Regions from separate parts of the Homo sapiens genome. Here all the other regions are linked to region 2. Evidence: chromatin contacts called from ENCODE Hi-C or POLR2A ChIA-PET data. All regions are on one chromosome and are shown on one strand. The core of a region is the stretch at or near the end of the contact, and the rest is flanking DNA. Distances in the headings are between cores, read along the strand shown.

Evidence for each region. A loop is a pair of places that touch in the nucleus more often than their neighbours do. ChIA-PET counts read pairs that join two places held with the same protein, here RNA polymerase II (POLR2A). Pooled maps may share reads with other maps.
Region 1: a pooled map shows a loop between it and region 2 (13-fold over the local background). The contact joins the promoter of TRA2B here to the promoter of MFN1 in region 2. A Hi-C loop is called at or near these places in 7 of 50 pooled maps.
Region 3: a map of CD8-positive, alpha-beta T cell shows a loop between it and region 2 (32-fold over the local background). The contact joins the promoter of SENP2 here to the promoter of MFN1 in region 2. A Hi-C loop is called at or near these places in 2 of 168 maps with a recorded cell type or tissue (CD4-positive, alpha-beta memory T cell and CD8-positive, alpha-beta T cell) and 7 of 50 pooled maps. POLR2A ChIA-PET finds 5 or more read pairs at or near these places in 2 of 52 experiments (Panc1 and activated T-cell).

The regions. Positions count from the first base shown.
Region 1 is chr3:185,936,757-185,939,808 of GRCh38, forward strand. TRA2B (transformer 2 beta homolog) reads right to left here and starts at 1,258. Exons shown (of 9, transcript NM_004593.3): 1 at 1,069-1,258. The coding sequence starts at 1,104. RefSeq lists enhancers at 480-689, 592-1,319, 730-1,189.
Region 2 is chr3:179,346,242-179,349,225 of GRCh38, forward strand. MFN1 (mitofusin 1) reads left to right here and starts at 1,468. Exons shown (of 18, transcript NM_033540.3): 1 at 1,468-1,569; 2 at 2,604-2,722. The coding sequence starts at 2,611. RefSeq lists enhancers at 1,177-1,706, 2,040-2,259 and a silencer at 1,760-1,919.
Region 3 is chr3:185,584,812-185,587,814 of GRCh38, forward strand. It overlaps SENP2 (SUMO specific peptidase 2), which reads left to right and starts at 1,484. Exons shown (of 17, transcript NM_021627.3): 1 at 1,484-1,703. The coding sequence starts at 1,603. RefSeq lists enhancers at 1-342, 343-961, 962-1,580, 1,074-1,123, 1,164-1,563.

The DNA.
Region 1 (3,052 bases), core at 8-2,507, 6.6 Mb after region 2:
ACAGATTCCTCTTAATTCTAGCAAGCCTCGTATGTTCGCATCATTCAATGCTTTCCGAATCCAATACCCAGAGCCCCACAGACCAGCTACGTATGCTGTTTAAACCCTAGAACTGTCTTGTTCCCGCAATTCAATCAACCCTCACTGAACACCTTTAAGAGGTGGAAACTTAAGGGAAAGAAAACTGTAGCCAACACACGCTGTGGTTCTAAGTATTAGAACGCCTCAAAACAAAGGAAATAACGGCGCCGTAAATGGTTGCCCGCCAATTTCTCCTTCACAATCCCGTGGAAATGCGATGTCCACAAAATCATCTTAACGACTTTGTGGTCTGTCCTAATAGAATACTGATACAGATTTTTGCCTGGGAAGCCCTTTCGGCATCAGAGAAAAGCGCTTCATTTAGGCCAAACACAAAGCCCTCACGCAATCCCCTCCACCTAACGGGCCCAGAACTTAGTCGGCCTTGGATTAGTTTCCATCTTAAGAGGCCCCAAAGACATCCCAGACTCCGTCCTTTCCGTGGAGGCAAAGACGGTCCTTCGTTAACCTAAACACCGGCCCAAAGACCCAAAAGAACGTCGTCTGTCCCCTTGCACCCCACCACGCGGCCTTACGAAGCGCGGCCCGCTGCGGGTCGGGTCCGCGTTGCCGCGCGGCTTCTCCGCCATTTTGTGCCTCTGGCAGCTCGCCCAGCCCGCCAGCCCAAGATGGCTGCGGCGGACCTTCGCAGGAGAGCAACGCCGAAATAAGATATCGCTCCCCTCCCCCAACACCGCGGGGACGCAGCGGCCATTTTCATCTTCCCCCTCTTATAACGGGAAAAACGGCCGTCTCGGGCAGAAGCCACATAAACCCGCCGGGGGCCTCCCTCCTTCACGACCAAAGGCACTAAGGCACTATCCACAAAGGCTTTTTTTGGTTAAATGCTGTCTCCCTTGCCTGCCCTCCCGGCTTCAGACTTCGGAGCCTAAAACGCCCCTGCCTCCTGGCCCGAGGCCGACGGGCCTAGAAAAAGATGCAAGGAGCTAGGACCACACAGCCACCCCCTACCGCAGCTCTACGTACCCGCTCGCCGTAGTTCTGCTCGCCGCTGTCGCTCATGACTCCTGGCTGCTGTCGCCGGTCGATGTGCTTCAATCGAAGCTGCCAACCTCTTGCACCTTCCTTAAGGAGGCTCCGCCGCAGCCCCGCACGACGCGCCGGTCGCCCAGCCGCTCAGAGCCGAAATGCTCCGCACCGCCTCCGCACGGGCTCTAACTCTACCGGATGTGACGCGGCGCTCCTTAGCCAGGCTCCTCCCCTCCCAGAAACGCGCGCTTTCTTGGCCTCGCCCCTCCTCGCTCTGCCTTTCCTCTCCAGCTGCAGCGCGTCCCGCACAGGAAGTGACGTGACCCCGCCCCTCGCAGGGCCCCACCCCCATTCACGAGCCTCTATGAGGCGGGAAAGCTAGCGTGTCGTTTGGCTGCTGTAGTGGGCGCCACGGAGCCACAGTGATGTCACCAGCCACTTCTGAATCCCTTCTAGAACTTTCCAGGGAACCTGCCGAGTGTGCAGGGAGGAAGGAGATGCTGTTTCCCCCAATCTCAATTCCTTTCTCCGCCTTATTAGTTTCTTGTTTTGTGTCTTTCCTTTGTTAGAGAAGTGAATGTTCGTACATTGGGTTCTTACTTAATTTTGTCTTACTTGTAGATATTTCCTTCCTGAATACGTCTTCATTTAAAAAAGGTCAGATCGGGCTGGGCGCGCTGGCTCACGCTGTAATCCTAGCACTTTGGGAGGCCGAGACGGGTGGATCACGAGGTCAGGAGATCGAAACCATTCTGGCTAACCCAGTGAAACTCCGTCTCTACTAAAAATACAAAAAAATTAGCCAGGCGCGGTGGCGGGCGCCTGTAGTCCCAGCTACTTGGGAGGCTGAGGCAGGAGAATGGCGTGAACCCAGGAGGCGGAGCTTGCAGTGAGCCGAGATCGCGCCACTGCACTCCAGCCTGGGCAATAGAGCGAGATTCCGTCTCAAAAAAAAAAAAAAAAAAAAAAAAAGGTCAGATCGGCTGGGTGCGGTGGCTCACGCCTGTAATCCCAGCACTTTGAGAGGCCGAGGCAGGCGGATCACATGGTCAGGAGTTCGAGACCAGCCTGGCCAACATGGTGAAACCCAGTCTTTACTAAAAATACAAAAAAATTAGCCGGGAGTGGTGATGCATGCCTGTAATCCCAGCCACTCGGGAGGCTGAGGCAGGAGAATCGCTTGAACCCGGGAGGCGGAGGTTGCAGTGAGCCGAGATCGGACCGCTGCACTCCAGCCTGGGCGACAGAGCGAGACTCTGTCTAAAAAATAAATAAATAAAAATAAAAAAGGTCGGACCTTAATACACAGGAATCAGACACAATCTCTATTCTAAAGTTACAAAGTAATGTGCTAGAACCGTTAAACACAATTAGAAAAAATGATTGTAAGTGCCAGAGGCATGTATAACTACAGGGGTGTCACAAGGAGGGAAGATTAATTCTGCCATTTCGTAAGAGAATATAGTTGGATTATAGTGAGAAGAGCCCAAGACCAAGTCGGATACTTTCTTTCTTCTTTTTTTTGAGACGGAGTCTTGCTTTGTCGCTCAGACTGGAGTGCAACGGCGCGATCTCGGCTCACTGCAACGTCTGCCTCCCGGGTTCAAGTGATTCTCCGCCTCAGCCTCCGTAGCAGCTGGAATTACAGGCGCCTGCCAACACGCCAGGCTAATTTTTTGTATTTTTTATAGAGACGGAGTTTTGGCATATTGGCCAGGCTGGTCTCCTGGGCTCAAGCGATCCTCCCACCTCGGCCTCCCAAAGTGTTGGGATTACAGGCGTGAGCCACTTCCCCCAACCCCCAAGTCGGATACTTAATTCCTCTACACTTCAGTCTCCCCATCCATTGAAAAGGTGGTACCTGGCTGATGAGGCACTTTGATACTGGTAAAGGGTCATTTGATTTTTTTTTTTTTTTTTTGAGACAGGGTCTCTCTGGCTCTGTCGTGCAGGCTGGAGTGCGGTGGCTCATTGCACCTCC
Region 2 (2,984 bases), core at 218-2,717:
TTTAAAATGCAGTAATTATATTAAATATAATTATTAAGTACAGAACTAATAAAAGGATACCATCATGATTTTTAAAATTCAAACAGAGTAAATGTTCCCTTTGAGACTACCTATGCTCAGAACTGATGGATTAGCTGGCACGACCCAGACCGATAAACTGGCTCATCTGACCTAGTGTCCCCCAACCCAGGAACTGACTCGTGCAGAAAGACAGCTTCCACTCCCTGCGATTTCATCCCTGACCAATCAGCACTCCTGGCTCAGTGGCCTCCCCCAACCCACCAAATTGTCCTTAAAAATTCTGCTCCCCAGTGCTGCTCGGGGAGACTGATTTCAGTAATAATAAAACTCCAGTCTCCCATACAGCCGGCTTTGCGTGACTAAGTCTTTATTTGCAATCCCCCTGTCTTGTATCAGTTCTGGCTAGTCAGCGGGCAAGGTGAAGGCTTTCCTTGGGCGGTTACCATCCGAAGCTTTAATTTTAAGTATAATGGCAAGCTGTTGGAAAGCTTTTTTTTTTTTTTTTTTTTTTTTTTTTTTTTTTTTGAGATGGAGTCTGGCTCTGTCGCCCAGGCTGGAGTGCAGTGGCGCGATCTCGGCTCACTGTAACCTCCGCCTCCCGGGTTCAAGCAATTCTCTGCCTCAGGCTCCTGAGTAGCTGGAACTACAGGCGCCCGCCACCACCACGCCCGGCTACTTCTTGTATTTTTAGTAGAGACGGGCGTTCACCGTGTTAGCCAGGATGCTCCCGATCTCCTGACCTTGTGATCCGCCCGCCTCGGCCTCCCAAAGTGCTGGGATTACAGGCGTGAGCCACCCCGCCCGGCCTGGAAAGCTTTTTAAGTTCGGAAAGTAATACGATCTGGATTTCTTTTCTTTTATTTATTTATTTATTTATTTGAAAAAATGTCTCGCTCTCTTGCCCAGGCTGGAGTGCAGTGGCACGATAAATCACAGTTCGCTGCAGCCCCGGGCCCAAACAATCCCCCCGCCTCAGTCTCCGAAGTAGCTGGGACCACAGGTGTGTGCCACCACGCCTCGCTAAGTTTTTAAAATTTTTTTAATTTTTCATTTTTTAATTTTGTAGAGACGGGGAGGAGGAAGAGGGTCGGGGGCGGGGGGGGGGGCGCCTCCCTATGTTGCCCAGCCTAGTCTCGAACTCCTGGGCTTAAGAGATATCCCACCCCTTCGGTCTCCCAAAGTGCTGGGATTATAGGCGTCAGCCACCACCATCATTGGAAGCTAGCTAAGCCTAGGCTGGGCAGATACTTGGACACTTTGAGGGGAGAAGGGAGGGGAAGAAGTTGGAAGGGGGAACGGAAAACCACTCTCCTGGTAGCAGTCTCTGCCCACAACAAACCTTGCCTTCTGCCCTTAAGGAAAATGGCGCCTGGCATAGATGCGCTTCCGGCCACGGAGCCAAACAGAACAGAGGAGGCAAGAGGCCGGAAGTGACCGCCCTTTGCCACTCCCCCTGCCTCCTCTCCGCCTTTAACTTCTCGGGAAGATGAGGCAGTTTGGCATCTGTGGCCGAGTTGCTGTTGCCGGGTGATAGTTGGAGCGGAGACTGTGAGTGCCGGCTGCCTCGACAGCACGTTTGCGACGCTCGGAGTGACCTTCGAGCGACTGGGGACCGGGGGCGGGAGTCGTGCATGCAGCGTTGTGTGACGAGGCGCCGCCCGCCGCGGTCCTGTGGGAAAGGAGAGAGCCAGCTGTCGGGCGAACGGGGCTGGCGGCCGAGTCGAGCCCACGGAGCCCACGAGGCCGTGCTCGGGGGTGGGATTGGGGGATCCGGACCTAGACGGTCGTGCGCGGGGCGGGGGTGGGCTCTGGCCCTGACTCCTGCGCCCGGTGTGGGAAGGTGGGAGGCCTTTTCTAAGGCAGGTGTTCACACCGGCCGGACCGGGGCGTTACCCCCACCCGGCTTTTCCCACGCAGCTCCTTCGCGCGGTCATTTCTTGACTCTCTGGAAGAATCCGCCTTCTTTATGGCCACTGTTCCTTTCCATGTACACACCAGGATTAGACCGTGATTGTTTGTCTTTGGTGTCTTTTTCTTGAGAAACCACCTATGCTTTCTTAAACTTATAGTCCTTGAAGTTTCTGGTACTTTGGCTGGAAGCGTTAATGCCCTCTTGAAGCCTTACCTTTCTAAATGTCAGCCTCACATTGTGATCTTAGAATTTTATTTCCTCACTCTGCATATCCACTCCTACTCACCTAGAGCTTCAGGTTGAGAAACTTAGTAACTTCCTTATTGTGTGTGAATTTGGCTTCGCCTCACTAACCCTGTTCCCTGATGTACTTTAGAGTCACATGCAGTGACAAACTTAGTCACAATTAGTTTCGTCTTCACCAAAGGGAAATTGAGTAGAAATTGCAACCAAGATTTTGGCTAATAGATTTCACTTATTTTAGTGAAATATCATTCAAAAGTCGTCTCTAACTGTCTGACTAGAACACTCCCAAAAAAGAATTACCTAAAAACATTTTGCCAGCATAATTTATTTCATTGGGGAGTTGATGAATGTCACTGGTGTGTCATCAGTTTGCATGTCTATCATCCACTTTAGTTGGTGCTTTTCTAACTTTATCTCCCTCTAGTAGCATAATGGCAGAACCTGTTTCTCCACTGAAGCACTTTGTGCTGGCTAAGAAGGCGATTACTGCAATCTTTGACCAGTTACTGGAGTTTGTTACTGAAGGATCACATTTTGTTGAAGGTTAGTTCTTCTTAAGTTTTTAAAGTAATTACTGTTGAAAATATATAAAAGTGCTTATTCTTTCAACGTTAGTTATTGAACACATGTATAGGGCATTATACTGTATACTATGAGAAGTACCATAATGAATAAAACCCCTTTCTAACCTCCAGAAGGGGAAAATTAAATGGTATTAATAACAACTAAGAACTTTAGTATATTAATAGCTCATTTAATTTTCATCACCACTAGGTGATGAGAAATAGCTATGTTAATAGTTCAT
Region 3 (3,003 bases), core at 234-2,733, 6.2 Mb after region 2:
CCAAAATGCTGGGATTACAGGCGTGTGCCACCACACCCGGCCTGGAATGCTGTCTATTGAGGAAAGGAAGAGGCTGTACTGGGGAGTGCCAGCGTTGAAGTTCAAGCAAGTGTAAAACTCTGGCCTTAACTGAATCACAAGTAGGAAACAAGTTAATCAGGAATGGATTTGTGGGGCATGAAAACCTTTGAGGATTCTTAGGATTGTTTGGAAGAGGGGACTGGATTTTCTATCACTAAATAGGGTGGGATTTGTTTTACAGTTGATAATTTTTTGATGGGGTGCGTCAGGGTCCCACTCTGTCACCCTGGCTGGAGTGCAGTGGCGTGATCACGACTCACTGCAGTCTCAACCTCCTGGGCTCAAGTGATCGTCTCACCTCAGCCTACCAAGTAGTTGGGACTACAGGTGCGTGCCACCACACCCGGCTAATTTTTGTATTTTTTGTAAAGATGGGGTTTTACTATGTTGCACAGACTGGTCTCAAACTCCTGGGCTCAAGCTATCTGCCCACCTCAGCCTCCCAAAGTGCTGGGATTAAAGGCAGGAGCCACCGCGCCCGGCCTATAGTTGACAATTAACTAGAAGTGTGACATTGGAATTATAGAGGGAGAGTAACGAGACTCATTACTTACTAGCCCAGGGTAGGAGACATTAGTGGGCCGCAGGTTTCATCCTTAAATTTCTGTGAAGCCTTTCTTGAGGACATCTGCCCTTTCCTTCTCTCCCTCAGTGTGTGGTTTTCCTTTCTCTGGCTCCCACTGCACTCTGCACATACCTTTATCACAGCAACCACTTACGGTGTATTGTAATTTGTAATTATCTATGTACATGTCTCCAAGTAGACTGACCTCAAGGGCGAGGGACTGGCGCTGGTACTCAGACCCCGGGTTCAAGTTCCAGCCACGTCTCTAGCTAGTTTTGTGATCTTAGACAAATAACTTAATCGCTCTATGCCTCAATTTCCTTGACTTATAAAACTGGCTTAAGACTCTCTGTCACACGCCATTGCTGGGCATATTAAGGTGACAATGCGTGAAAAGTACGAGGCAAAAGGTAAGTGCAAAATAAAGGGCGCCTAAAACGGTAAACGTGTGTTAATTAACCTGATCTACCTTTACATGTGCATTCAGCAAACACTGAGCACCTAATGTCCTCTGGGACCCCGGAACGCCTCCTCCGGAGTGGAGCAGCCTCACATGTGGCCTGTGGGCCTTGTCCCACGGGCCGGCTCCGGATTGGCTCCGCCGAAGAGAAAACCCTGCCGACAGCCCTTCCGATCTCGTCAGCGATTGGGCCGGGACCGTCCCACAATTACTCTTGTTGCTGGGCTCGGAAATAGGGAGCGGTGCTAGGTTGCGCGTGCGCAGATTGAGAATGGAGCTTTCCGGTCGGGCGGGAGGAGGTGACGTCAGGAGTGGTGGCGGGCGGGGGCCTCTGGTAGCCCTGGGGACGCTGTATCTGTGGGCTCTTGAATCGCGTCACAAATCAGCGACCGAACTCTGGCGGTGGTGGTTAAGACGGCGAAGGCGGCAGCGGCGGCGACAGCTCTGGGGTTTGCGTCTCGGGGTGTGTCGGCCGCCGCTGCTGCTTGGGCCTGGTATGTACAGATGGCTGGTTAGGATTCTCGGCACCATTTTCCGTTTCTGCGACCGGTCGGTGCCCCCTGCCCGGGCCCTCCTGAAGAGGCGGCGCTCAGACAGGTGAGACGAGAGGGGGCTGAGCGCCAGCCTGGCCTTACCCCCTCCCCCACAGCGGGCTCCTCGGCCGTGATAGCTTTGATTCAGCCAGGCTCACCCGAAACAGGTCGCCGGGATCCTAGTGACGTAGTCGCTCCCGCCAGGCTGTAGGGAGGCAGCTCCTGATGAAGGAGGAGCTGGTCGTCTTCGTAGCGGCCGGTGATGGCAGGGTCTTTGACATTCTTGTCAGAGGCCAAGCTGGTTGCTGATAACAAATGGGGCTTTGCCGCTCTTAGGCTGAACACTAACATTGAAGGAATACTGTCTTTGTTGTGGCTCACTGTTTACAAAGCACCCTCGCAAGTGTCATCTGCAGACATTAAGTGCAGTTGAAGTGAGATTCATAGCTTGCCCAAAGCCGTTTTGACTGCAAGTACTGTCCTTGCAGCAAGAAACAGCACCTGTTTTGTTCCAAAACAGCTGTCAAACAGTCTGTGTGTTTGGGGCCAGAAGGGTTTTGTGCTTTAGAATTAGTGAATGAGTAAAAAGGCTTAGGTGCCTCACTCCTTTAAAACAATCACTAGTCTGTACTCTTAAATTCGGTTAAAATTTGGGGGAAACGCAAAGCTATTCTTTTCTTTTTTTCTTTTTCTTTTGGTTGAGACGGAGTCTTGCTCTGTCGCCCAGGCTGGAGTGCAGTGGTGCGATCTCGGCTTACCGCAACCTCCGCCTCCTGGGTTCAAGCGATTCCCCTGCCTCAGCCTCCCAAGTAGCTGGGATTGCAGGTGTGCACCACCACGCCTGGCTAATTTTTGTGTTTTTAGTAGAGATGGGGTTTCACTATATTGGCTAGGCTGGCCTTGAACTCCTGACCTCAAGTGATCCGCCCACCCCAGCCTTTGGAAGTGCTGGGACTGCAGGCATGAGCCACTGCACTCAGCCCCAAAAGCTATTCTTATTTAGCATCTACTCTTTGGAGTGTCCCATTTTATTGTATCGACCTCCTTACCTAAAAATCTGGAAAATAAAATACTATACAAATTCTATGCCCCCTCTTCAACTTTAGTGATCAAGTGTTAATTTTTTTTTTTTTTGAGAAGGAGTCTCGCTCTGTCCCCCAGGCTGGAGTGCAGTGGCGCAATCTCGGCTCACTGCAAGCTCTGCCTCCGGGAGTCACGCCATTCTCCTGCCTCAGCCTCCCCAGTAGCTGGGACTACAGGCGCCCGCCACCATGCCCGGCTATTTTTTTTTTTTTTTTTTTTGAGACAGAGTCTCATTTTGTTGCCCAGGCTGAAGTGCGGTGGCACGATCTCAGCTCACTGCA